Linked DNA regions of Homo sapiens: region 1 is linked to region 2. Evidence: chromatin loops called from intact Hi-C (ENCODE). Cell type or tissue: B cell. All regions are shown on one strand. Links, peaks and the distances in the headings refer to the core of each region. The heading gives the core; the rest is flanking DNA.

The links. Hi-C counts contacts between places; a loop is a spot of excess contacts. Peaks named below come from ENCODE experiments on the same cell type or tissue, not always from the same donor. Only the 100,000 strongest peaks of a DNase experiment are listed, where the experiment ranks them.
Region 1: a loop joins it to region 2, with 6 times the contacts of the local background. A loop is called at or near these places in 15 of 110 quality-filtered maps.

The regions. Positions count from the first base shown.
Region 1 is chr13:30,682,010-30,699,168 of GRCh38, forward strand. No RefSeq gene overlaps it. Among named protein-coding and RNA genes, the nearest start is that of TRN-GTT2-4, 17 kb to the left of the region's middle. RefSeq lists an enhancer at 8,398-8,487 and a silencer at 12,749-12,949. In B cell, for the core only: no CTCF peak of the experiment used is centred there; a DNase peak (open chromatin) is centred at 8,462; H3K4me3 peaks cover 1,071 bases.
Region 2 is chr13:30,740,490-30,752,709 of GRCh38, forward strand. ALOX5AP (arachidonate 5-lipoxygenase activating protein) reads left to right here. Exons shown (of 5, transcript NM_001629.4): 2 at 3,571-3,670; 3 at 11,563-11,633. It overlaps LOC124903146 (a long non-coding RNA gene), which reads right to left. Exons shown (of 3, transcript XR_007063743.1): 2 at 4,020-4,150. Among named protein-coding and RNA genes, the nearest start is that of ALOX5AP, 11 kb to the left of the region's middle. RefSeq lists an enhancer at 3,186-4,385 and a silencer at 3,890-3,959. In B cell, for the core only: CTCF peaks have their summits at 4,114 and 4,338; DNase peaks (open chromatin) are centred at 393 and 4,042; H3K4me3 peaks cover 472 bases; H3K27ac peaks cover 697 bases.

The sequences.
Region 1 (17,159 bases), core at 5,347-13,346, 53 kb before region 2:
CACGAAGGCTTACCATCTCACACAGATAACTGGTCATAGGTCCAGCAGAAGTTTAAAACAGAAAATGAGGAAAGCCATGTGATTAACTGCTGCCAGACTGTTTGTGTTACAAACAGCAGTTCCTTAGGCATTGCCTGGGACATGCAATAATTTCTGTTACACAATCTGTGGTAGTTAAAATGCTGCACGATGAAAGCTATCTGATTTGGATTCATTATTAGGTGAGCCATCTCGTCTGCAATTTGGTTCCACCATTTTCATTTAACAAATGTAAAAAAGTTTATTAAGCTCTTACAAAGTTATGCTGGGCAAATATGCAAAAGTCCAGATCACCTACCGCAGGAACTAATCTAGCCTCCTCTCTGGGCACCCTGTTGTTTGGGGCTGGGCAGTTCTTTCCTGTGTAGAACCATCTAGGGCTGAATAGGTCATTCTGACACCTGGGCACCTCTGCCTGCTCGTAAATGGGACAATCAGAAAGGGCCCTTATGTTTCCAAACTTTCTTTAAAGTAGCTGTTCTGAAAACATGGTCCAGGGACCCCTGATTGTCCCTGAGACCTTTGAGGGGATCTTCAAGGTTAAAATTAATGTCATAATAATACTAATATGTTATCTGTCTTTTTTCACTCTCACTTTCTCACACGTGAACAGTGGCATTTTCCAGGTGACAGAGTGTGTGATAATGAACCTAACTGAATGCAGAAGCAAACATGAGAACCTAGTTTTTTCAATCAAACCAGACGTGAAAGAGATTTGCAAAAATGAAAAAACAATGCTATCCTCCTCACAATATTTTTGTTTTAGAAAATAAAGTTATTTTTCCTAGAAATGTTTTTGAGTTTATCAGTCATAGGTTTATTATTATAATTAAAAAATGAAATATACATACACAGACATATTTTTTAAAGTTCTCAGTTTTAATCTCTTTTTTTTTTTTTTTTTTTTTGAGACGGAGTCTCGCTCTGTCGCCCAGGTTGGAGTGCAGTGGTGCGATCTCAGCTCACTGCAAGCTCCGCCTCCCTGGTTCGCGCCATTCTCCTGCCTCAGCCTCCCGAGTAGCTGGGACTACAGGCACCCGCCACCGCGCCCGGCTAATTTTTTGTATTTTTAGTAGAGACGGTGTTTCACCATGTTAGCCAGGATGGTCTCGATCTCCTGACCTCGTGATCTGCCCACCTCGGCCTCCCAAAGTGCTGGGATTACAGGCGTGAACCACCACGCCCGGTCTCAGTTTTAATTTCTAATACAGTAAGTATTGATCAGTGTGCCCCACATTAGTAAAAGCTCTTGGGGTCCTCAGTACTTCTTTTTAAGAGTTGTCAAGGAGTCCTGTGACCAAAAATAGGAGAGCCACTGCCCTAGAAGGACAGCCCCAGCCCGGGTCAGGAACAACTGGGACAGAACCTACTGCTCCTAGTGGATTGTAATATGATAGGATTTAACCTTCAAGGTTTCAACTCTTGGCAAGAGTCCATGAGGGGCCATGGTTTGTCCTGAGCATTGCTTACTGTTAACAGGAGCAAGTTCCTTAGGCTGGTGAGCCAAGCCAGCCTGACGCTGGCCATGGACATCTTAGTGGGCTGCTTGTTCTAGTGTGGGTTTTCATTTTATGGGAAATGTCATCTGCTCTAAGGCTCTTCTCATTTGGGGAAATCACAAGTTCTCAGAATGTTTGTCTCTCTTGGTTGGGGCCTCTATAATTAAATTATAAAACAGAGGTAATGGTTAAGTAATGCAAGATTTGACAGAAACCACAGAGGATTTAGGGTTTAATTTGAGTGAGGCAAAGGGGGGATGAAGATGAGCGGTCCTGGAGACAAGAAAAAGATTGGATGAAGCTGGGCACGGTGGCTCACGCCTGTAATCCCAGTACTTTGGGAGGCCAAGGTGGGCAGATCACTTGAGGCCAGGAGTTTGAGACCAGCCTGGCTAACATAATGCAACCCCGTCTCTACTAAAAATACAAAAATTAGCCAGGCGTGTTGGTGTGTGCCTGTAGTCACAGCTACTTGGGAGGCTGAGGCATGAGAATCGCTTGAATCCGGGAGGCAGAGGTTGCAGTGAGCAGAGATCATGCCACTGCACTCCAGCCTAGGCAACAGGGTGAGACTCTGTCTTCTTTTTTTTTGAGACGGAGTCTGTCGCCCAGGCTGGAGTGCAGTGGCATGATCTCTGCTCACTGCAAGCTCCGCCTCCCAGCTTCAAGCGAGTCTCCTGCCTCAGCCTCCCGAGTAGCTGGGATTACAGGCATGTGCCACCACACCCAGCTAATTTTTATATTTTTAGTAGAGACGGGGTTTCACCATGTTGGTCAGGCTGGTCTCAAACTCCTGACCTCGTGATCTGCCCGCCGCGGCCTCCCAAAGTGCTGGGATTACAGGTGTGAGCCACCATACCTGGCTGAGACTCTGTCTTTAAAAAAAAAAGAGAGAGAGGGAGAGAAAGATTGGATGAAACAACAGAGTGGGGAGGACCTGTGAGCTTGGTAGCTTGGTGAAGGCAGGGCTTTATTGGGGGCCTTAGAGGGGATCCAATAAAGGTTCCCAGTCATGGTAGTGACCTAAAGAAAATAGCATTTTAACATCTTTCATTTCATAATAGACAGTCACAGTTTACAAGACCCTTTCCATACATTCCTTATGACATCCATACTACAGCCCAGAGGCAAGTTGTGCACTCTCTCCTCTCACAAATACAAAAACTCAGCCTCTAGAGGCCAGCGACCTGCTCAGGGTGATGTGCAATTCAGGGATGACAGAGTCGAGGCTCCCAGCCCAGTGGTTATCCCTCACAGGCACGTTGCCTGTCAGTGTGCAGTATAAAACTTTGTACAAGAAATCAAGTTGCATTAGTCAGTCGGATTCCCCAAATGATCACATTGTAGATGGTGTATGCTGTGGGCAGAGCAAGGGCTGCTGTTTCTTGGGCAAAACAATCAGTCCCCCTCCCCCCCAAAATAAATGAATGCCAATGGTGTGACTTTATTTTATTTATTTTATTTTTATTATTATTTGTGAGACAGAGTCTCACTCTTTCACCCAGGCTGGAGTGCAATGGCATGGTCTCGGCTCACTGCAACCTCTGCCTCCTGGGTTCAAGCGATTCTCCCGCCTCACCCTCCCGAGTAGCTGGGACTACAAGTGCATGCCACTGCACCCGGCTAATTTTTGTATTTTTTTTAAGTAGAGACAGGGTTTCACTATGTTGGTCAGGCTGGTCTTGAACTCCTGACCTCATGATCCACCTGCCTCAGCCTCCCAAAGTGCTGGGATTACAGGCATGAGCCACCGCGCCCAGCAATGTGACTTTATAATTACAGAATGTAGGACTCAGCTCCCACTATTGTTATGACTCAATATTCTCTTAGATAATGTTTGGGGCACTAGCTTACAGGCAGCATTGCCCGGTGGTTAATGTTGTAGCTTTGCAGGCAGACTGACCATATTAAAATTCGATCACACCATTTGCTAAGCCTGTGGACTCGGGCACGCTTCTTTCTCTGCGTTAGTTTCCTCCTCTGTAAAACACGGATGATGCTATAAACACACCCAAGTCCTAGAATTGTTATATGAGTTAGAAAAGATAGGCAAATACAACTCTCACAAGACAGCCTGGCCTCCAGTAAGTGCCACTGAGTGTTTGCTCTTATTGTACAGTGGCTCCAAGTGCTTCTGTCTTGGATTATTTCTGACCAGGTGGCTATGTCTCCTAGTAACTTACCAATCCTGTTGAGTCTTAATAAGCACGTCTTTGATGCCTACAGTGCGACTGAATTTCCAGGCCTCATTACTGGAGACACAATCATCCTATATGCTTTTTTCCATTTGTTTTTAATAAAGTGGTACATGTGTATGGCACCAGATCAAACAGTACAGAACAAGTTACAATGGAAGAGAATGGCCTCCCAGCTTTCCTGAAATCCTCAACTCAGAGACAACTTTTTTTTTTCTGACGGTTTCTTTATACAGCCCTTTTTGTGGTTACCTTCCTAACTCTAGAAAAACTATTCTTACCTCTGTTTATTTACTTAGAAACATTAGACGTTACCTTTCAACTCCTCAGTATGAAGCTTTAGTTTTCAGCACCCCAGGCCACCACCCTCTTTCCAGGACTTACTACTTATACTGGTGGTAGGTGGAATTTTAAAATTCATCAGCATTCTTTTGTGATTCTCTGTGTGTTCCAGTTTTACAGCAACCCGTACTTGTTGCATGAGTACAGTAGAACTGGGAGGCTCATAACTTAGCCTGCAGGACTTTTCACTTAAAGCCTGGCCCTCAGGGTGATGTCACCCACCTCATTGTGCCTGGCTCAGGAGTTTAGTCCCTCAGTTGCCTGGTTGTATAGTTTGGATGTTCAGCACCTCCAAATCTCACATTGAAATGTGATCTCCAATGTTGGATGTGGGGCCTGGTGGGAGGTGTCTGGGTCATCAGGTGGGTCCCTCTTGAATGGCTTGGTGCCTTCCCCATCGTAACGAGTGAGTTCTTGCTCTGGCAGTTCACACAAGAGCTGGCTTTTTAAAGGAGCCTGGCACCTTCCGCTCTTTCTCTTGCTCTTCCTCTTCCCTTCCTTTGTCACTAAAAGCTTCCTGAGCCCTCACCAGAAGCGGTGCAGATGCTGGTGCCATGCTTGGACCTCCTGTAGAACTGTGAGCCAAATAAACTCTTTCCTATAAATTACCCAGTTTCAGGTATTCCTTTATACAATGCAAAACAGACTCACACATCTGGTAAACCCCAGTTGTTTGCTTCTAGGTAAGACGGGAGGAGTGGGGAGCTGGTGAGGGTTTCCACTGCATTGTCTATTTTCAGGCAAGGTGTCTCCACTGAGTAGGCTTCACATTCAGAGCTCTGGGTAAGGTGGGCAGGAAGAGGGTTGCAGGCTGCCCAAAGGAGGGAGAGAAGAAGGCTGAATCCTTCAGTGACAACCTGTGAACCAGAGTCTTAGCTCTCTTTGAATATTTTGTTCAGTATCTTTGGGTTTTGTTTTATTTTGCCTAGGGGTAAATGCTGACTGCCTGTTCTCTGGACAGGAATGGAGAAGATGGTGCTAGCAGGGTTGCTGTTCATATGTAGACATTCATGCAGTCACTCTCTTTTCAGCACACTTCTTACTTCTGCCCTGGGTTCAGTTGCTGACTCTGAGCCCAGAAACCTTCTAGGGTTCTGTTAGGTAGATTGGCTTCCACCGTCTTTGCGACAACCACAGAAAATTCTAGACTGTTTTCTCTTCGGGCTTCATTAGTCAACTTGCTTCAGTCTGTCTTGCATCTTCTAAATATTTATAGATCTCTCTCTTTTGTTGGAGTGGCAGAAAATGCTAGTTGACCACCCAATATTCAAATTATCCTGCCTCCTTAATAACAGAATATCATTGGATGTGGTGGGTAAATAATATACCCTAACTTTCCTTGCAGAGAGGGGTGGCCAATGAGATGGAAATGAAAGTCATTGGGAAAGACTCCCAAGACATCTCTTTAAACAAGACAGACTGAAGCAAGTTGACTAATGAAGCCCAAAGCTAGCAGTTGTTTTTGTTTATCTTTGCCTCTTTCTTCTTCTTCCTGTGGGGACAAAGGGCAGTGATATCTGGAGCTGCAGCAGCCATTTTGGCATAATGTTGGAAAAGCCAAGAGACTCTCAGAGACCGCAGCTCCAGCAGTTTTTTATTTTTTCCAAATATTTGCTCCACTGCAGGAGGATGAGATATTCGTGTTTGTTGCCTTGTGACTGTAGGAGGACTGCACTTCCCTGCCTTGTTGTCAAGTTTCCCCATGTGGTCTGCTTTGGCCAGTAAAACATGAGTGGGAGAAGCTTGGTGAACCATTGCATGTCTACCAGCTTTTTTGCTCTCTTCCCTTTGGCATTAGAAAGGCATGTCCAGGATGGAGTTGTTCCTTCAGCCTAGATTGGGTTATGAGAAGCTAGCTGGGGGAGTCCAGTAACATATAAAGCGAGTTAGAAATAAAACTTTGTTGTTGTAAGCTATATATATATATATATATATATATATATATATATATATATATATAATATGTATGTAATATATAAATACATATTATACTTTAAGTTCTAGGGTACATTTGCACAATGTGCAGGTTTATTACATAGGTATACATGTGCCATGTTGGTTTGCTGCACCCATCAACTGCTCATTTACATTAGGTATTTCTCCTAATGCTATCCCTCCCCAGCCCCCCACCCCTCAACAAGCCCTAGTGTGTGATGTTCCCCTTCCTGTGTCCAAGTGTTCTCATTGTTCAATTCCCACCTATGAGTGAGAACATGTGGTGTTTGGTTTTCTGTCCTTGTGATAGTTTGCTGAGAATAATGGTTTCCAGCTTCATTCGTGTCCCTGCAAAGGACATGAACTCATCCTTTTTTATGGCTGCATGGTATTCCATGGTGTATATGTGCCACATTTTCTTAATCTAGTCTATCATTGATGGACATTTGGGTTGGTTCCAAGTATTTGCTATTGTGAATAGTGCCGCAATAAACATATGTGTGCATGTGTCTTTATAGTAGCATGATTTATAATTCTTTGGATATATACCCAGTAATGGGATCACTGGGTTAAGTGGTATTTCAAGTTCTAGATCCTTGAGGAGTCGCCACACTGTCTTCCACAGTGGTTGAACTAATTTACACTCCCACCATCAGTGTAAAAGCATTCCTATTCCTATGTCTCCACATCCTCTCCAGAATCTGTTGTTTCCTGACTTTTTAATGATTGCCATTCTAATTGGCCTGAGATGGTACCTCATTATGGTTTTGATTTGCATTTCTCTGATGACCAGTGATGATGAGCATTTTTTCATGTGTCTGTTGGCTGCATAAATGTCTTCTTTTGAGTAGTGTCTGTTCATATTGTTTGCCCATTTTTTGATGGGGTTGTTTGTTTTTTTTCTTGTAAATTTGTTTCAGTTCTTTGTAGATTCTGGATATTAGCCCTTTGTCAGATGGGTAGGTTGCAAAAATTATCTCCCATTCTGTAGGTTGCCTGTTCACTCTGATGATAGTTTCTTTTGCTGTGCAGAAGCTCTTTAGTTTAATTAGATCCCATTTATCTATTTTGGCTTTTGTTGCCATTGCTTTTGGTGTTTTAGACATGAAGTCCTTGCCCATACCTATGTCCTGAATGGTATCGCCTAGGTTTTCTTCTAGGGTTTTTATGGTTTTTAGGTCTAACATTTAAGTCTTTAATCCATCTTGAATTAATTTTTGTATAAGGTGTAAGGATGGTTTCCAGTTTCAGCTTTCTACATATGGCTGGCCAGTTTTCCCAGCACCATTTATTAAATAGGGAATCGTTTCCCCATTTCTTGAGCTACAGATATTTTGAGTTTGGTTACCACAGTATTATCTAGTGGAAGTTGACTTATACAGTATGTAATAGGATAAATATAGGTGTGTAACAGAATATTAAGTGTTCGTGTTTCAAAGCTGAGGGGAAAATGTTAAAAGTGTTCACACACTCTAAAAAGAGATTAGCTAAAACTGCTTCATTAACCACACTTTGGGGAAACCAGTTCTGAGATTCTTCTCCATTACTCTGACAGGTTGGACCCTCTGGGGAGCAGATCTCAAGATCAAGTTATGAGTGCAAGAGGTGTGTTGGGAAGCGATGGTTGTAAAAGAATCCTGCAGTAGCACCAGGCACAAGTCTGTCCAGGGAGAGGAGGACTTCTACTCTCTACCAGCATCTCTCCTAAGTCCCCTTAGGGGACGGGGGCAAGGAAGTGCTGGGAAGGGCAGGGCATGGTTCCTGGCTAGGACTCCACCCCCCTGGGGCCTGTACCCACGGACCTAGGTGAAGACAGGCACTCCTGCCTTCTCGCCCAACGGTTGCGTTTCCCAAGATCATCCTGGCCTGCCACGCCCCCATCTACCTATTAAACTCCCCCACCTTCCCCAAACCCTAGCAGGCAGACACACATCGGTGGAAGAAGACAGGAGCGGCTGGACATTGAAAGGACGTCGAGAGGAGCACACCTGCACACCATCGACCAGCGGAACGAGGCAGAGTGTGGCTGGAGCAGTCGGAGGGAAGCCTGGGCCGCTGACTCCAGGGGAAAACCATCTCCTTTCTGGCTCCCCCCTCTGCTGGGAGATACTTTCACTGAATAAAACCTTGCACTCATTCTCCAAGCCCACCTGTGATCCGATTCTTCCTGTACACCAAGGCAAGAACCTGGGATACAGAAAGCCCTCTGTCCTTGTGATAAGGTAGAGGGTCTAACTGAGCTGGTTAACACAAGCTGCCTATAGACAGCGAAACTGAAAGAGCACACAATAGCACACACTCATTGGGGCTTCAGGAGCTGTAAATATCCACCCCTAGACGCTGCCATGGGGCGGGAGCCCCACAGCCTGCCCGTCTAGAGGTTTGAGCAGCGGGACACTGAAGAAGAGAGCCACACCCTCATCGCACGTCCTGCGAGGGAGACAAGGGAACTTTTCCGGTTTCACTTCTGCTTGGCTTGAGCTGGCACTGAAGCACCCTTTTCCCTCCTCACTGAGGGAGCAGAGGGGAAAAGCGGTAGAACTAACAGGCTAACAATGCTCCTCCGAAAATATATCGTATTTTTGGATCCCTAGAGATAGGTGATCACGGCAGCCGCGGAGTGCATTTGGGTCTCCTTTCAAGAAAGAACTTGCTGCTCAGCGTTGAAGAATGCAGTTGGCCAACAGCCTCCAGCTGCTCTGTCTTCAGCATCTGCCATGGCATCTGAGCTGAGGTCATGTTCTTCCTGGGAGGTCCCCAGCAGAAGGATCACGTGGAAGCTCCACAAGCTCCACAGATGTTCCAGGAGAGGAATAGGCAGCATTTGGAAGACATATCCTGCCATAACAGAGGGCATTTGCTAGTAGAGACAACAAACAGCAACAGCCAAGTAAACAAACACACAAGCACAAAGCACTTTCTCCCATTTCCCCTCATTGATCCTGTCCGGGTAGAAGCTGGGGAGGAAGTAGAATAGGGTGAGGCGGGGTGGGGCTGGGGGGCCTACACCTTCTTCCTTCCCCCGCAGGTCCTGTCCCTGGGCCAGGCTTGAACTAGGGGAATGGGAAAAGCTGTGAAGTGAATGAGAATTAGGAGTTTTTATTTAGACTGGACTTGAATTTTTTTTTTTTTTTTTTTTTTTTTGAGACAGAGCCTCGCTCTGTCACCCAGGCTGGAGTCCCGTGGCGCCATCTTGGCTCACTACAGCCTCTGCCTCCCGGGTTCAAGCGATCCTCCCACCACAGTCTCCTGAGTAGCCGGGATTACAGGTGCCTGCCACCATGCCCAGCTATTTTTTTTTTTTTTTGTATTTTTAGTAGAGACAGGGCGTCACCGTGTTGGCCAGGCTGGTCTCGAACTCCTGGCCTCAAGTGATCTGTCCGCCTCGGCCTCCCCAAGTGCTAGGATTATAGGAGTGAGCCACCACGCCTGGCCTGGACTTGAATTTTTAATTCCTAAAAATGAACTACCAGTTAAAATTTAAAAATGACCAAAAAAGCTATGGGATATGCTGATGTTTTGCTTTGGGGATAAGGAAAAGATATCTGGTTGAGCGGCATTGAAAACAGTGTAGGGAGAGAAAAACTCATTCCTGGCTCACCCTTTTGAGTCCCACTATCTCAATAATCTGATGTTATATGACACACACACACACACACGGAGGAATCCTGGAAGACTCCATATCAAGGTGGTGATGAAGGTGACCAGTGGGTGATAGGATTATAGGTGTGTGTTTATTTATTTATTTTAATTACCTTTTTTTAGAGACAGGGTCTCTGTCATCCAGGCTGCAGTGCAGTGGTGTGATCATGGCTCACTGCAGTCTTGCACTCCAGGGCTCAATCCTCCTGCCTCAGTCTCCTGAGTAGCTGGAGCTGCAGTCATGCACCAACGTGCCCAACTAATTTACTTTATTTTATTTTTTATTTTTTGTTAAGATGGAATCTCACTTTATTGCCTAGGCTGGTCTTAAACTCCTGGTTTCAAGCATTCCTCCTACCTCAGCCTCTCAAAGTGCTGGAATTACTGCACTTGGCCCTATTATATTTTTAAAAAATTTCAATAGTTTTAGGGGTAAAAGTGGCTTTGGTTACATAGATGAATTGTATAGTGATGAAGTCTGGATTTTTAGTGTACCCATCACCCAAATAGTGTACATTGTACCCAATGAGTAGTTTTTCATTCCTCACCCCCACACTGTCCCCACTTCTGAGTCTCCTGATGTCCATTATAGCACCCTGCTTTTGCGCACTTAGAGCTTACCTCCCACTTAGAAGTGAGAACATGTGGTAGTTGGTTTTCCCTTCCTGAGTTACTTCACTTAGGTCAGTGGCCTCCAATTTCATCTGAGTTGCTGCACATAACATGATTTCATTCTTTTTTTGACTGAGTAGTAGTCCATCTCTCTCTCTCACACACACACATACACACACACACACACACACACACACACACACATTTATCCACTCATCCATTGATGGGCACTTAGGTTGCTTCTATATCTTTGCAATTGTGAATTGTGCTCCAATAAACATACATGTGCAAGTGCTGTTTTTTCTCCCTTTTATCCTTCTTTTCTTCCCTATGCTTCCATAGGTACTGAGAAAGAGTCTTTTTTATATAATTATTTCTTTTCCTTTGGGAAGATACCCAGTAGTGGGATGGCTTGATCCAATGGTAGATCTGTTTTTAGTTCTTTGAGAAATCTCCATATTATCTCCATATTGTTTTCCATAGAGATTGTACTAATTTACATTCCCACCAACAATGTATGTGTTCCATTTTCACTGCATCGGCACCAACAACGGTTGTTTTTTGACTTTTTAATAATGGCCATTCTGGCTGGGGTAAGGTGGTATCTCACTGTGGTTTTAACTTGTATTTCCCTGATAATTAGTGATGTTGAGCATTTAAGAAATATATTTGTTGGCCATTTGTATATCTTCTTTTAAGAAATATCTCTTGAAGTTGTTTGCCCACTTTTTAATGTGATTATTTGTTTTTTTTTCTTGCTGATTTGTTTGAGTTCCTTGTAGCTTCTGAATATTAGTCCTTTGTCAGAGGTATAGTTTGCAAATACTTTCTCCCATTCTGTAGGTTGTCTCTTTACTCTGTTGGTTATTTCTTTTGCTATGCAGAAGCTTTTTAGAATAATTAGGTCCCATTTACTTATTTCTGTTATTTTGTTGCATTTGTTTTTGGGGTGTTAGTCACAAATTCTTTGCCTAGACCAATGTCCAGAAGAGTTTTTCCTAGGTTTTCTTCTAGAATTTTTATGGTTTCAGGTCTTAGATTTATGTCTTTAATCCATCTTGAATTAATTTTTGTATATGGTGAGAGATAGGAACCCGGTTTCATTCTTTTACACTACATGTGGCTATCCAATTTTCCCAGCACTGTTTATTGAATAGGATTTCCTTTCCCCAGTGTATGTTTTTGTTTGTTTGGCTGAAGATCAGTTGGTTGTAGGTATTTGGTTTTATTTCTGGGTTCTCTATGCTATTCTACTTTTATACCGGTTCCATGCTGTTTTGATTACAATAGCCTCGTAGTATAATTTGAAGTTGGGTAATGTGATGCCTCCAGATTTGCTCTTTTTTTGCTTAGGATTGCTTTGGCTATTTGGACCCCTCTTTGGTCTCATATAAATTTTAGGATTGGTTTTTCTAATTCTGTGAAAAATGACATTGGTATTTTGATAAGGGTTGCACTGAATCTGTGGATTGCTTTGGGTAGTATAGTCATTTTTACAATATTGATTCTTCTAATCCATAAGCATGGTATGTTTCTCCATTTGCTTGTGTCATCTATTATTTCTTTCATTAGTGTTTTGTAATTCTCCTTGTAGGGGTCTTTCACCTCCTTGGTTAAGTATATTCCTATGTATTTTATTTTTATTTTTTGCAGCTATTGTAAATGGGATTGAGTTCTTGATTTGATTTTGAGCTTGGCCATCATTGGTGTATAGCAGTGCTAGTGATTTGTGTACATTGATTTTGTAACCTAACACTACTAAATTCACTTATCAAATCTGGGAGATTTTTGAGGATTCCTTAGGATTTTCTAGGTATGAGATCATATCATTGGTAGAGGTAGTTTGAGTTTCTCTTTTCCAGTTTGGATGCCCTTTATTTCTTTCTCTTGCCTGATTGCTCTGACTAGGGCTTCTAGTACTATGTTGAATAGAAATGGTGAAAAGTGGGCATCCTTGTCTCATTCTAATTTTTAGGGGGAAATGCTTTCAACTTTTCCCCATTCATTTTGATGTTGGCTGTGAGTTTGTCATAGATGATTCTTACTATTTTGAGATATATTCATTTGATGCCTAGTTTGTTGAGGGATTTTATCATAAAAGGAGGCTGGATTTTATTGAATGCTTTTTCTGCATCTATTAAAATGATTACGTTTTTCATTTTTAATTCTGTTTATGTCATGAATCACATTTATTGACTTATGTTTATTTGTTGCTTACATCTACTTTCTAATTTTACTATAATAAACATGTATAATTTTGTTATCAGAAAAGTAAATGTAAAAGTGAGTTTTAATTTTAAAACTTGGGCCTAAGTCTTCCTGCCTCCCAAGCCCATTCCCTTCCTGATATCTGGGGCTTCCCTCCTCAAGCCTGCTCTGCAGGATAAGGGGATACAGTCCACATGCCTGCTGCTGGTTTGGCCCATGATAACCTCCATGGGCAATGTCTGAGCCTCTGCTGTTGAGTTTTGCTTTACACACTCCTGGCAAGGAAAGGATGGCCAACATGGCTTGGACATGGGTTGCTGATAATTGGTGATGTCTCATGACTGGTTCTGCCTGGAGGGCTTGCTGTAAGTCCCTGATAGGAGGAACATGGACCTGCACAAGAGCAGAACTTATCTGACACTGAAGAGGACACTTCAAGAACAGATTATCAAAGTCTAGCTCAGGGAGAAATATACTTTAGAGCAGAATGAGGAATGGCGAGGCAGCTGAGCTTAGACACAAGCAGAAGGAAATCCATGGTGAGGGCACAGGCAAGGAAAGGGGCTGAGAGAGCATTAGTGGGGGCAGTCAGGGGCAGTGGTCAGGATGCTCGGATGCCAGCGTGAACAATCGCATCAAGATTAAACACCATGAGGATCGTTAGACTTCCTGTCATATGTCTCCAGGTGGTGCTCCAAATATCCTAAACCAGATGACAGCACCCCTCCACCCTCTGCTGTATAAGCACATCTGCTCTCCTATAATCATTCCCACATAGCAATTTATCATTTTTATTGATTTTTCTTCATTTAATACACGTATAAGTGTGTCTTTTATTTTTAAAAATTTGCATTCCTTTAATTGCTTTGGAGATTGTGCATTTTTCTCTCTGTTGATTTACTCTGCCAATAAACATGTAATCCTACCATAAGCATGTTTTACTTGTGTAATCAACCAAAATAAAAAATTTAAAAAGGAATCACTGACTATGAATTAGACATGTGGATAGGCACCAGGGTTGCAGACATGGCCCACGTTCTTGCATTAACTTGCACTGTGGCTGGGGCATTGGATGGGTACATTAAAAGGATTAAAGTAATATAAGGCAGTATTTATTAAGTGTTGAGTGAGCACTACAGAACCCAAGTGCTGAGGGAGTTTCATGCAGGAAGAGATCAAGAGTAACACAGAGAAGAAGAATAGATCAATTTAGCGCATTCATTTAAAAATTCACCTTTTGCATAAGGGGATGTGTCTTTTGTGGGGAGGAGGGGAGTTCCGATTGGCAGTTTGTTCTCAGGGAGCTTGAAGAAGAGATCTTGGAGAGGAGACGCAGAGAAAACAAATGAAGAAAATGTCAAAATGGAAGGGGTTGGCCCGGCTATGCATACCTTAGTTAGCTTAGGTAGAGTCTAAACTTTTACAAGTGGTTTCAATAGGTGTGTTTGGTCTGGGTTCTTTGGGAGGTATCATAGGAGAATGAAGGCAGGGAGGACGCTTCCAGCACCAAAATTCAAAGGGAAATGTATTTTACATGCATAGCATTGTTTTACTCTCTTTCCATTTGGAGCATATCTTAAAAATTCCATTTGGAGCATATCTTAAAAAACCCATTTCTCTGACAATGGTTCTAAAAGGGGGAAACATCCTTTGCAACAGAATCATTCATTCTCTCATTCATCAACCACTGATTGTGTACTAAGTGTCAGACCTGATCTCCATCCTGCCTGGTATGGCACTAGCTTCTGTCTTGAGACAAGCATTGTGATAAACCATGACCAAAAAAAGGGCAGTTTTATAAACACAAGTCTGCCAGGCTTTCAGCAATTCTAAATTTCCTTTTGCAAGTCAGGCTGGAGTTAATGGCTCTTTCCTGCAGCGGCGGAGATGACAGGGCTCTCCCACAGTGCTGAGCAGGCAGTTTGAAAGCCCCACTTCCTGTCTCTGCATGGGCGAGTGTCCACTGGAAGCCACTGAGAGGAAGGAGGGAAACCTCAGAAACCGGCCCCTGCCTGGCTGCTTCACCCTAGAAAGCCCAGGCAGAGGAGGGAAAGGTGAAGTGCTGAAAAAGAATAAAAAAGGGGGAACATGAAAAAGAGCAAGAGCAGGAAGGAGGCAGGGACGGGAAAGGAGGGGAAGCACGGAAACAGCCAATGTCAAGGAGAAGAAAAGATGGCTGGTGGAAAGGAGCTTCCAGGAATTGGGACACAGCCCTGTCTTATTGCAAAAGATGGAAACCCTGAAGGAGAACAGGAAGGAAAAAGAAAACAAGTCCGTCTGAGCTGGCAGGGTCCACTTTCTCATTCTACAGATGAGGAAACAGAGGCACAGAGAGGAAGTGGCTTGCCCAAGGGGGCAGATTCTTGAAAGGATCATCTGCACTCTCTCTCCCTTAATGCATTCTTACCTCTTCTTTACTCGTGAGTCAGTCCTGAAGGACAAGCTGCCTGAAGTCCCACACAGATGGGCCTGGGGCAAGCATCAAACATCCTGGGGGCCCTGGGTGAGGTTTGCTTTTAAATTCCAGGTCAGGGAAAGGAAGGTCTTTAAGTTGTCTGCTCTAAGCTTAGTAATCCCCCTCAGAGTTATGGGTGCGGTGTCTGGGGTAGCCGTTGCGTCTCTGGGCAAATACCCTGGAGAATGCAGTGTTGGTTGTCTGAGCTGGGGACAGAGTGACAGCATAGTTGCATGCAGAGCTGGAGGCTCCTGCAGCTGTACAGGTAAGGTGCTGAAATTCTCCACCAACCCTTCCTCTTTGCCCCCAGCACCACGAAGATAACCCTCTTTGAATATGTGGAAGTCTGTTCTCCAAACTTTCTAACATTCTCATGTCAGTCTTAATAGATTCAGCTCAGTTACTGCCTCCTCCAGGAAGTCCTCCTTGTCTGCAAATCGGCTGCCCACCATGCCGGCTCACTCATAGTTTTAACTCTGTATCTTTCTAATATGCCTTAGCCCACTCTGTCAGGATTCCAGTCAGCTTCCTTCTCCTAGACTAGGAGTTGCCTCAGGCCAGGAGGACCAGCCTTGTTCATATCTGTACCCTGCAAACCTGTCAATGCCCAAACCTGCTCAGTGCTTTGGAGTATGGAACCAGCCGTCAATGCAGGAATGTTACACTCTAAGAGTTCCCAAAGGTAGAGAGATGAGGGATTGGTGCTGGAAGTGGGAGGTTATTCTAAGGATGGGTATGGCAGGAAACACAATTATAGTTCAGGGAGTGGAGTGTCCAGGAGTGGGAGGAGAGGAACTGGGAGAAAGAGCAGAGAGTGAAAGTGAGAGCGGGCACAAAGAAAGGGAAAAAGAGTCAGGGATCAACCAAAGTGCATGCTTCCTTTTCAGCCCTGCCAGGATGTGCAGGGCGGCTGCTGTGGACGCGTCAAGGCTCAGCCTCAAACATGTCTTCTTCCTTGACTTTTGTCTATCATTCTAAAGCTAGGTCATTTAAAAAGTTCTTTTGTTTTCTTTCCACCGATACTCTGATTTCTGACATTCGCCAAAAAGAGGTCAAGACCCTGGCATACCGCCCTACTAAGATTAAAATAAATATTATCCATTGAAACTGTTATTTTTTCCTTAACTGTTATTTGTAGAGTTAAAGATTCCCATGATCGCGCTGGCTCTAACATCATTTTTGGCTCTTTTGAGATCAAATTTGCAATTTGATGCAAAAATAGCTGTGACGCATATGTGTCTGTATGTGTGTGGTTAGGAGATTTTTTATCATTACATCTTCTTTTGCCCTGCCTTTCTGCCTTTCTGTCCTTTTAATTTGCGGGCTTTTGGCAACCACAGCACGGGTCTGGTTTCCTAGGAGTTTCTTTTGTAGGATCAAACCGCTAGTTGGCTCTTGGCCCTGTGATAGGGCCCTGGGCTAACTTATTGGGAAAATGTTGCTGTAACCCCTGCCCAGAGGTGCCTGTGACATGGGCCGCCATCTTCTCCTCTTCCCTTGGCTTCAGCCCCACCTAGAAACCTGAACAAACATTTTCCTTGACATTTCATAAAGTGTCAGTGGCTCCTCATTTAGCAAAATACATCCCAGGGAAGTTCAAAAGTGAAAAAAGGCCGTAACTTCTTCTTCTTCTCAGGGACCTACAGAAAATATGTGGCACCTCGGCAGCCTGGCCTGCAGCACTCCCCTCCCCATCGGTGAGTCCTGCTACAGTGGGTCCAGGTGTCTGGACGCCCGGCACGCACGGCTCTCTGCAGACCTCTGGACAGTACCATGGGAGCCGCACAGTCCCTGCCTGTTCTGTCCGGCAGTTCTTGTTTCCCAGCACCCTGTCTCAGGTGAGAGGTTCCCTCTTCTGCTGGGCTTCTCCTCCCTGCTGTGAACCCCAAATATCTGAGGCAGGTCAATTTAGGAACCTTATTTTGCCAAAGTTGAGGATGTACCCATGACACGGCCTCAGGAGGTCCTGAAGACAAGTGCCCGAGGTGATCGCGGCACAGCTTGGTTTTATACATTTATACAGACATCAGTCAATATATGTAAGATAAACATTGGTTCGGTCCCGAAAGGCCGGACAACTCCAAGTGGAGAGGGGGCTTCCAGTTCACAGGTAGATAAGAGACAAAATGTTGCATTCTTTTGAGTTTCTGATTAGCTTTTCCAAAGGAGGCAATCAGATATGCATTTATCTCAGTGAGCAGAGGGGTGACTTGGAATGGAATGGAAGGCAGT
Region 2 (12,220 bases), core at 1-8,000:
TTGGCTTACTGTTAGCAGCTAGCCGAGATAAGTGTGTTTATGGTCTTTGCATGTATTGTTTCTGTAGCATACTGGAGGATTACAAGAGGTTGGGGAGTGAGGGGGCGGTGAGGAGTAGACAAAGGCAGCCAACTCTTCCAAGTTTAGCTTAGAAGGAAGGAGCGGTAAACCCTAGTTGAATGTTGGACTGAAGCAGGTTTGTTTTTGTTTTGTTTAAAGGATAGGGAAGATCTGTGCGTGTTTCCAGGATAAAGAAAAGGAGAGAATATGATATTAAAGATTCTGGAAGTGGGAGAAGGAGCAATGAAATACAGACTTGAAGTCAGTGGCATGGACAGGGTCAAGATCACAGTTAGAGGATGCAGCCTTAGAGAAAAGGAAGGGGCTCGGTTCTCTGAGCAAGGAGGGAAAGAAGAGAGGCAGATGCAGAGAAGTACGGCACATCGTGCTGCTGGTTGTAGAAATAACCTCTGACTTTTAATAAAGTCATCCCTCGGTATCCCTGGGGGATTAGTTCTATGACCTCCCTCGGATGCCAAAATTCGTGGATGCTCAAGTCCCTGATATAAAATGGCATAGTATTTGCATTTAACCTACACACATCCTCCATATCCTTTTTTTTTTTTTTTTTTTTTTTTTTTTTTTTTTTGTGAGATGGAGTCTTGCTCTGTCGCCCTGGCTGGAGTACAGTGGCTCGATCTTGGCTCACTGCAAGCTCCGCCTCCCGGGTTCATGCCATTCTCCTGCCTCAGCCTACAGGTGCCTGCCACCACGCCCAGCTAATTTTTTTTTTGTATTTTTTAGTAGAGACAGGGTTTCACCATGTTAGCCAGGATGGTCTCGACACATCCTCCATATACTTTAAGTAACCTCTAGATAATCTCTAGATTACTTGTTTTGTCTTTTTTTTTTTTTTTTCTTTTTGAGATGGAGTTTCACTCTTGTCACCCAGGCTGGAGTGCAATGGTGCAATCTCAGTTCACTGCAACCTCCGCCTCCTGGGTTCAAGCAATTCTCCTGTCTCAGCCTCCTGTGTAGCTAGGATTACAGGCCCCTCCCCACCCCCACCCCCCAACAACTGGCTAATTTTTGTATTTTTAGTAGAGATGGGGTGTCACCACGTTGGCCTGGCTGGTCTTGAACTCCTGACCTCAGGTGATCTACCCGCTTCAGCCTCCCAAAGTGATGGGATTATAGGCATGAGCCACTGTGTGTGGCCTAGATTACTTATAATACCTGATAGAATGTAAATGCTATGTAAACAGTTGTTATACTGTATTGTTAAAAGACAGTAACAAGAAAAAAAATCTGTACATGTTCAGTCCAGACAAATGGTTTTCTGTTTTTTTTTTTTTTTTTTAATATTTTTGGTCAGTGGTTGGTTGACTCCAGGAATGCAGAACCCGCAGATATAGAAGGTTGATTATGCGTTCAGAGGCAGGGAATACCATCTTGGGTTCCAGAAAGAAAATGATCAGCATTTTCTGTCATACTCTGGTAAAAACAGATCTTTTGAATGGACAGGTGTATTAAACCCTGTGGAGCTGGCTGGGCCTGGCGGCTCACGCCTGTAATCCCAGCACTTTGGGAGGCTGAGGCAGGTGGATCACGAGGTCAGGAGTTCGAGACCAGCCTGGCCAATATGGTGAAACCCCAACTCTACTAAAAATACAAAAATTAGCCGGGCGTGATGACGCATGCCTGTAGTCCCAGCTACTCGGGAGGCTGAGGCAGAAGAATCGCTTGAACCCTGGAGGTGGAGGTTGCAGTGAGCCGAGATCACGCCACTGCACTCCAGCCTGGGCAACAGAGTGAGACTCCGTATCTAAAAAAAAAAAACAAAAACCTGTGGAGCTGATGAAATCCTGCAGGGAGCTTCACGGTGACAGCAAGAGGAGAAACACATCCCCATATGCCCCGCAGAGTTTGAAGTCCCGGCTGCACCTCTCCCCAGCAGCAGGTTGACTCTGGAAAGTTGCAGCGTTCTTACCTACAGAGTGGGAACAGTACTACCCATTGCACAGAGTGGGTGCAAAGCTCTGTGACGGAATACATGGCAAGTGCCCACCACATTGCCTGGGATGAGGTGGGCCCTTCCTTTACGTAAGAGAGCCCTACAGATACACTCAAAGTGGGCACATTCCTACAGAAGGAGTGTTATTTGTGTAGAAAAGAAAAACATGAAAGGCTTTTATTCCTATACACAATAAAGCACCCCTTTAATGTCTTTTTGAGGAGGATAATATGAAATTGATGAAAAGGAACCCTGTGGTTGGATCCCTGACAATCACATGTATCCCTTTTTTCACTCTTGAAAAAGGAGTAAAGGAATAAAATAGAAGGGGAGAGGGGGCAGAGAGACCTTCACCGCCCCCCCCCCACCCCCCATCATCCAATCTATAGTCAAACCCTCCAGACTGTGTCTCCTTGGCATCTCTGACACCCCCACCGCCACCACCCCAGTCAATTCCTATCTTATCCCCCTATCCTGGATCTGATTCTGCTAAGTTCCTGCCACACTAAAGACAGGGTGGCTTTCTGATGACAACATTCCTCTGCTTAAACCTGTCAGTAATTCCTTGTTGCTCTCAGACGGAACTAAGTTCTGAATTTCTTCACACGGCTCTCAGCAAGGTCACAGTCACCCTGCTAGGCCCCAGGGGCAAATCTCAATGGTCATCTTCTTGAAGACCTGGCTCAGTTATTTCTTTCTCATTGAGGCTCACGACCCCACCTTCTTGCATGCCTCAAACGGCCCCTTACCATGCTCTTCTTTCGCCCATAGCTCAGCACACCATATCATTTTAATTTATGTATTTTGCTTAATGTGGATGATCTGTCTCCTCCTCTGCTGTCCTCACCAGAGCATCAGTTCCTCAAACCAAGGCTCTTTGTTTTGTTCTTGGATGCAAGCTAAATGTCTGGCATGTGGCAAATGGTCATAGATACATGTCATTGAAAGAATGATTCATCACCTCCCTCTTTGGCCTTGTCTGTGGTTCTACCAAATCCCATTCCCTCCCCAGTGCCCTCCATTCCCCCTCCTTGGCTGAACATTCTGAACCACAGACAGTTCTTTACCCTGAACCTTTGCATATTTTGTTCTCTTAGCTTAGAGCGGCCCCTCTCCCTCCGTCTGCTTGGCTAATTTCTACTTGTTCTTCAGATTTTATCTTAGATGTCATTCCCTCAAGGAATCCTTCTGTGACTCAACATGGAATTAAGTTGCCTCCTTTGACCCTGAAAGCACCATGTACTCAATCTCATCTTGGCATGACTCACTTTGCTGTGTGGAATGTCTGCTTTCCTTGTTTGTCTATTCCTTTAGACTGTAAGATCCTAGAAAGTGGGGGCCGTGCCTTGCTCATGACTGTGTTTCTAACACCAAACACAGTGTTCAGTAGAGAGCAGCTGCTGAGTACGTTTCTGCTAAATGACAGTTGATGGAGGACATTTAGGGTTGCTTGGAGGTCAAGTCAAGGAGGCATTTAACATTCTAGTAAAACAAGGAAGTAACAGGCTCCTGAACATGCCCACAATGAACCAGATGCAAACCTTTTCCCTTGGCAGGATTCTTTGCCCATAAAGTGGAGCACGAAAGCAGGACCCAGAATGGGAGGAGCTTCCAGAGGACCGGAACACTTGCCTTTGAGCGGGTCTACACTGCCAAGTGAGTCCTAACCCTGATGTTGCTAATAAGTGGGGGCATGGGCAGGGGGGCCTCCTTCTAGGAGTGATGACCACCCTTAATACCACATGTCTGTCTGAGCCAAGTTTCTGAGCGCCAGGGAGGTGAGGAAGGTTGGACTTCACCAGAGAGGCTTTGTGGACACCCTTTATCATCTTAGTGAGTGCTAGTGTCAAAACAAAGGGAGTGGGGATATGGGGCACATTGGTGGAGGGAGGTGTGATCTCTGCAGCTTCAGAAAGATCTGAAAGAGTCATTTGGTTAGAGAAGTTGACCTATTTCCTGTGGGGTTAGACCAGGGTTGCTACTGTGAACACCAGCCATGACTCACCAGTCACCTTCAGAAGCCACAGGCAGGACATGCTGACGACAGCCTTCAACTCACCCACCCCTTGCTCCCCTGCGGGTGGAAGTCTGGAGGTGACACCACTGCATTTTCTAACACGGGGGCTCCTTGAGCAACTAGAACAAGAACAGAAAGAATGGGGACATTAGCAGGTGCTTTCCCCCTCTCTCATTCTTTTCTTTGAATAAAAAGGTTGTTTGAAAACACCTGAGCGGCTCCTAAAGATGGGTGCAATCTATTCGGGATGCAAATCCGAATGAATGTTATTCAAATGCTCCTCTCTTCTTTATGCAGAGTGTATTTCAAGGCTCAGCCAGTGGCAGGCATGCTGGGGACTATGGACTACGGACTAGGGGCCTGTCACAGAGGAAGGCCTCATGCTAGAGAGCTAAGGGAGGAGCTGGCCTTCAGTTCCATCCCAGGAGCAACTTTGATGTTCCCAGAGATCCTTCCAAAGGGGGAGTCATGGTCACCCAAGAAAAATGTATTCAGAATGCCAAGAATGGTGCAAACTCAGGACAAAGATTCACACTGCAGGGTTGGAGTCCCTGGGCTTGCTGCTGGCACCATGGGAGGGAGGGTCCCCTTCAGGGGTACCGTTGGTTTCCTGTGAATTAAACTGGCTTCAAGGGATCTCGACTGAACAGGCCTATATCACACTCACTGATATACTCTCTCTTCAGTCCTTCTCCTCATCTAGGTATTTTTAATTGTTTCAGTGAGGTGTAGGCATGAGGGGATTGGAGGGGGCATCTCCTCCATTGCAGTTTTTCATTGGCTGCTTTGCTCCCTCAGCTCCGAAATCGCTGGGCCACTCTCGAACGCATTAGTACGGTAGTCACAGGTTGATTGCCTGGCCCCTTGCCCTCTGTGGGCATTTTCCCTTTCAGACAGCCCCTGAGTACTCACAGTGCTGCTACAGTGGGCCACCTAGATCTCCCTCTTTCTCCATGCTCCCACGTGCTCTGGGCTCCACTCCCTTCTCCCAAGCACTTCTGTCCAGGGCTATTCCAGCAGTCTGACCTCAAGGAAATCCTTTGCTAAACTGATTATAGAGAGGTTTCTATTTTAACATTTAGGTCTTCCATGTATTAATTCTCAGAATCAATTTAAGATGTTTAAAGGTGTGATTTAAGACATTTTAAAACCATTTGGAGGAGAGTACAGAAATTATGTCACTTGCTGTCAGCCTCTTTGCACCATCTGCAGAGAAAGATACTAGAGTCCCGCCTTGGACACATCCACATGCAAGAGGTGCAAAGAAGGTGTCTTTGATGAGGCAAGGTCAAAACTTCTCCCCAGACGAAATCCAAAGAAAGCATTCCTACTATGCTATATCAGTTTGGAAAGAAAAACTTCTGCCAGGTGACTGCATTCTCACTGGTCACATTGTGTTCCTATGGACTCCTCAGCTCAACCAATTTGGAGAAGTTATGGTGCAATTTCACCATATCTGGTTAGAAGTTAAGTTTCCAATTTGCTGGCAATGAAGAAGAAATGGAGCAGGCCAGGCTGTGTAGTTTCTGCCACGTGCCCCCGGGAGTGAACAGCTCTGTTTGTAAGAAGCCATGGTGCTTAGACCTGGGCTCGCTAGTTGCCAGCCTCCAAATTGCAGAAGTGCCCTTTGGTTGGTGGCTATGCTGTGTCACTTGGGAAGGTCGTTTGGAAGTTCCACAGTCGTTGTGGGGTGCCAGAGATTAAAAAGCGTAAGAGGAGAGTGGAAAGTGATTGTTGCTGCTTGGGCATCCCCACCGTGTGGGTGCTGCAGCCCAGCTCTCAAAACCCATGGGTCTGTACACTCAACCTCCATGAGAGGGAAGGAGAAGGATGAGGGAGGGGAGAGATAGCCATGGAAAGGTAGGAACTAAGCAGGCAGGGTGGAGAGTTTTCTGTAAGACAAAAACTGTCTGGACACTGCTGCGGTTCTGTTACAAAGACCACTTCCTCCCTGGGCCAGCAACATATCTGTGTGCCTGTCTGGGTTGTAAAAAGGGTCAAAGATCAATGCAGCAGGCAGCTACATGCTGGCAAAAGCCAGAGGCAGCTGGTCTGTTTGCCTGTGCCAGGAAACCACTGGGAATGGGGTTGTGTGTTATTCTAGGAGAAAGTCGTCCCAGCAGCAGCTTCTCCAGGGGCATCCAAGAGCACTGAAAAGGGTTGCAAGATGACCCATGAGGCTGCAGGAAGAAAAGAACATGCATTTAATCTTGCTATCTGAAAAGTAAGACATGAAGCTTTCCTCATTTTTAATATACACATGGACAGTAGTATGTGTATATAGTTTATATGCAAATATACTTGTTATAAGGTTGCATGCTCAAAATTTTTGGTTCATGGGGTGTGGGATCATAAATGTTTAGGGACCATGGCTATCAAGGAAAAACAGCATGAAGGATAAATGATACTGGTGGATTAAAAAGACAGATGCATGTATTTTTAGCATAAAACACAACTGCTGACTGATACAGATAGCTCAAGATTCTGGGGCAGCTGCTGAACAGATACACTAGCCAGTGTGGCTCATCGGCTCAGACTTGGCCTTAATTAATGGGCTGTCCCTCCACCCATCTCCCATGAGGGCAGAGCTGAGCCAGGGTTTGAGAGCTAAAAGGAATTGGACCTGGACTCTGTTCACGTGTATATTTTAATTCTAATTAATTCATTCTTTTGAAAGACAGAGTCACACTCTGTTGCCTAGGCTGGAGTGCAGTGGCACGATCTTGGCTCACTGCAACCTCGGCCTCCCAGGTTCAAGTTATTCTCCTGCTTCAGCCTCCTGAGTAGCTGGGATTATAGGCACATGCCCCCATGCCTGACTAATTTTTGTATTTTTAGTAGAGACGGGGTTTCACCATGTCAGGCTGGTCTTGAACTCCTGACCTCAGGTTATCCACCCGCCTTGGCCCCTCAAAGTGTTGGAATTACAGGTGTGAGCCACCGTGCCTGGCCTGTTCACATGTATAAAACACAGTTTAATGTCCTATTCCCAGCCAATGAGCATGGCTAGAGCAGCCTTGGTCAAAGTTTGGTTTTTGGAGAAAAATCCTTGTTAGCTGACCTAAGATTCCTCTTTGTGAGTGTAAGTAAGCACAGGTTGCAGAGAGGAGAAGGGTCTCTGGAGAGGTGTAATTTTCTAAATGGATTACAAGTTCATGGACTTTTAACAGGTGTTACAGGGGATAACAAGTTCTTTATAGACAGACTTTTGAGGACGTTTAAGGGTATTCTGATTCTTGGTTTTCTAAGAGGGGAATGTATTATTTAACTACAGACACCCCTACCGCCCACTTTTTGCAGAGTGTATCAAAACATGTTTTTGGAATACCACCCTCATGTCGCTTCTCCCTGCATCTCTTATCTCTTGGTGTCCATTCTAGACTCACTTTCTTTCTGTTTTTTATTTTTATTTTTTTTTGAGATGGAGCTTCACTCTGTCACCAGGCTGGAGTGCAGTGGTGCAATCTTGGCTGACTGCAACCTCTGCCTTCCGGGCTTAAGCAATTTTTGTGCCTCAGCCTCCTGAGTAGCTGGGATTACAGCATGCACCACCATGTCCGGCTAATTTTTGTATCTTTAGTAGAGACAGGGTTTCACTATGCTGGCCAGCCTGGTCTCAAACTCCTTACCTCAGGTGATCTGCCCGCCTCGGCCTCCCAGAGTGCTCAGATTACAGACGTGAGCCACTGGTGCCTGGCCTAGACTCACTTTCAAGTGGCATAGACTTGTAAAATTATTTAAAGGTGATAGGTCTACAATGATCCTGTCAATTAGTATTGACACTATTATTAATAAACTGTTATTAATTATATTTACTTACTTTAAATTAATCCAAACTAATTAACGGAACACTAAAGAGTTTCTATGTTTTATTCCCAGAGGTGGAGAAAAATGAAAGGGAATATAGCAACGAATTCTTTTCTCCATAAAAACATGAATAGTGCAGCACATCAAGTTGAACATACCACAGCAAATTGTTGCAAGATCTGCTGAGTAGCTCCTATTTAGACCTCAAGGAATGAGACTCAAAATGGGTTCATCAGTTCTGTTTTGCAGAAAAAATAGCGCAAAATTTCTCAAAAGAAAATCCAGAATAATAATAATTTGTCAATAGGAAAGACATTTCCACTGGGGGTTAAGAAGGAAGACATTGGAACAATGATAGCCACCACTTATTGAATGCTTACTGTGAGCCAGGTGGCACTTCACCTTGTTTCATTCTCACAACAGTCTAGGGAAGTAATTACTAATGTCTCCATCCACCTCTTGTAGATGAGCAAACTGAGGCTCATTGAGGCTAGGAAATGCACCCACACTCACATAGCCCATAAGAGGCAGCCATGGCATTGGGCCCAGACCATGTGAACTTCAAAGACTACACGAGCAGCCACTGGGCAGCTGTCATGGCTAAAGCCACTTGAATTCAGCCCAGCAGCAACCCCCTCTCCAGGAGGGGCACATAAGCTTGCAGCTTTGGGTAGAAGCTGCACTTGAAGTCCTGGATGGCGAGAGGGACTGGCTTGAGCCAGAGCCAGGAACAAGGCTCTGAGAATATTCTGGAAATCCACAGGAGGAACCCATTTTCTTACAGCTGGGAGAATTTCATTCAACTCCAGGCTGACCATGTTTTATTAGGAACGAAGGTGACTTGAACTAATAGTCAGGAATGGTTGAATACGGACCCAATGTCAAATCACTAGGCAGTTCACATTTCTAATGAGCAAATCCCTTAGACAATTAAGAATTTTTTTCCTTTTGCATAACCCAGACAAAATCGCTACTTAAAAACAAACCAAAGACCCGAAACATGAGAAAGAGAAGGAAGCAGGGGAAATCTTTGGTACTAATAAGTTTTTAAACAATAAGAGCACCAGATATTTTACCCCATCAGACACAGAATGTTATTCGAATAACCAAAAAAGGAATTTTTTCTCTAAGTTTCTTGAACTGGAAAATGAATCATATTTTCTCAGTCCTGAGGCTGCAATTTTGTGCCTCTAGTAACATATAAGAATAGATGTGATGCCAGTGCCCAGTAGCTGCTGCAATTGTTACTTGGGGACCTGTTTATTCACTAAGCACTTCACCCCAGTGATAAATTTGTAGGGGCCTCCTGCCCTTTGGAGCTCCTACCGTGTCCATTAGATCAGTGGAAATTCTGGGATTCAGAGCACTTTGCAAGGTCAGCAGGGGTCTGCTCTTTCTGTCCTGTTCCTGGTTTTTGGTTGTGCCTGGATTCCAGGGTAGGTTTCTCATCTGTTACCTTCATAGACTTCTCCAGAAAAGGATCTTTTGACCATCAGAGGACCACGAAGATTCCATTGGTGAGGCGCAGATAACCTGATCTCTCTGGGTTCTCTGCAGGGCACAGATGAAGGGCTGGCCATTCCCAAGTTCTCAGTGGTACCACTGAGGCATGAGACCCTAATGGTTTGCATGAGCAGTTTGAAAATTGCATCTTTGTTTTTACCTATATAATCACATGAAACCCGTGGTTCTCAAACGTCAGCAGGCATCAGCATCACATGGAGGGCTTGTTAAAACAGATTTCTGGGCCCCAACACAGAGTTTTAAATTCTGAAGGCCTGAGGTGGGTGTGAACATTTGCATTTCTAACATGTTCTCGATGCTGCTGCCGCCTCTGGTCCCGAGAGCATGCCTGGAGAACTGCCACCTTCGACCATGGACTGTGAGAATTCACATGGACCTCAGAATTATAATCAGTCTCTCAGTTTTACAGATAAGGAAACTAAATCCAGAGAGATTGTTTTGCCAATGGTGAACAGCTGGTTAAAGTCAGGATGGAGACTTTAATCCTAGTCAAGTGACCTTTCCTCTGTATTTATTTCCCTCCCTTTTTATGCCTCTCAAGTCTAGTTACACTGTTTTTCATGGATGGGCATATTTATTGTCCTGATCTGGACTGCAGACTTCTCAGGAGGACACCTATGATTTAATTTAGTATAGTTGAAGAGTTAACAGACATGGCTTTGGAGACAGACTGATTATGGTGTGAATCCCGGCTTTGCCACTCCCTAGCTGGATGACCCTGAGCAAGTTATTCAGCTTCTCCAAGCCTGAGTTCCTTATTGGAAACATGAGAGCAATTGTGATAGGCAGAATAATGGCCCCCTCACCAATCATGCCCACATCCTAATCCTAGGAACCTGTGAATATGTTATGTTACATGGCAAGGGGAAATTCAGGCAGCTAGCCAGTTGGCCTTAAAATAAAGAGATTATCCTGGATGATCTGGGTAGGACCTGATGTAACCACAAGGGTCTTTTTAATGTGGAAGAAGGAGGCATAAGAGTAGATGTCAGAGTCATTCAAAATAAGAAAGATTTGATGGGCCATCCCTGACTTTCAGGTTGGAAGGAGGTTCTGAGTCAAGGAATACAGGTGACCTCTAGAAGCTGGAGAAGGCAAGGAAATGGTTTCTCCCCTAGAAGTTCCAGAAGGATTGCAGCCCTGCTAATATCTTGACTTTATAGCCCTTTGAGATTTATTTTGGATTTCTGACATCCTGAACCATAGTAAAAGGGTGTTTTTTGTTTTTTTGAGACAGAGTCTTGCTCTGTTGCCTGGGCTGGAGTGCAGTGGTGTGATCTTGGCTCGCTGCAACCTCCGCCTCCCAGGTTCAAGTGATTCTCCTGCCTCAGCCTCCTGAGTAGCTGGGATTACAGGTGCTTGCCACCACACCTGGCTATTTTTTGTGTTTTTAGTAGAGACAGGGTTTCACCATGTTGGCCAGGCTGGTCTTGAACTCCTGACCTTGTGATCTGCCTGCCTCAGCCTCCCAAATTGCTGGGATTACAAGGCGTGTTGTTTTAAGCCACTCAGTTTGTGGCCACTTGTTACAGCAGCAAGAGGAAACTCATACAGTTATCATGTGAACTCACAGGAATATGGTGAGTTAAAAAGAGAGGAAGGGTGCAAAACATCCACGGTAGAGTGAGAACTCTCCAGGGAGTGAGGACTGTGCCCAGCATACAGTGATCACCCTCTTAGTAAGCTAAGTTTCTGAGCACCAGCTTTTTTGAGTTGACTTTGTTGTCTTTAACATTTGAAGATCACCCTTCTTTGCTCAGCCTGGCTTGCAGACCTGGGCTGATTTGTGGATCTGATAGAAAAGTTTCCTTAGTTGGGCTCTTCTCCCCGACCACCCCCATGCCAGTGTGGCCACATCCTCTGTCTGCATTGCTCACTCTTCAATTCCAAGAAGCGCAGGGGCACCGCCAGGAACAGGAACCCTGCCAGAGGAATACATCAAGAAACCAAGTCTCCCTTACGCATCACCGTAGGAACAGAGTTAATGGATTATGAACATGTGTTTGCTTTATACCATTGTTTGTTTCCCAGGTGGCAGCTGGCTGCCCCATCTTATTGGGTAGATGTAAGTGGAATTACGAATGGGATTTATGTTTCATGCACGATGGTGATTATTAACTTCAACTTTCAGGTAATTTTCAGACCACATTGCACTAACTTGGTCTCTGATTGTTTTTCTCCTTGTTTGTTTATTCTGCAGCCAGAACTGTGTAGATGCGTACCCCACTTTCCTCGCTGTGCTCTGGTCTGCGGGGCTACTTTGCAGCCAAGGTAACTCAGACTTCCCTTTGTTCATTCTCCTTCTATAAAGTGCATCTCAAGGAGGTTCAAAGGGCAGGCTTTTTGTTGAAAGGACTTTGCCTGACCTCTGGCTCCCATCTGTGAAGCCCTGGAGAGGTGAGAGCCCTCGGGAGGCCGTGTTTCAGGCATGCTCTGCACCCGTGCAGAGCGCGTGTGATAATGCATTGCTAATGCTTGCTCCCTGGTGGCTGGCTGAGAGCTGCTGTGCTGACAAGGGTGGTTTAAGGCTAAATGTGACTCAGAATCCTTAAGCAGTGTTAGTTCAGATACAAGGGCATTATAAATGAGAGTGCCTGAGGGATCTATTTTGGGACCGCTGTCACTTGGCTCTTCTGCTAATAAGCTTCCAGTGTGGTGGCCCTCCTTCAGGCATGTTTCCACTGAGCCACGGGCTGGATGCCACATCCCCGGCCTTCCCACAGTTATCAGCAGCCCACAGGCTTGACTTGAGCAAGTTGGAAAGACAAATCAACTTCCAGAGTTGATTTAACATTGAGTGGAAATCAGTCATACTTTTGGTCCCCTTTCGGGGCCACGCCTGGCACTGTGCCTGGTGG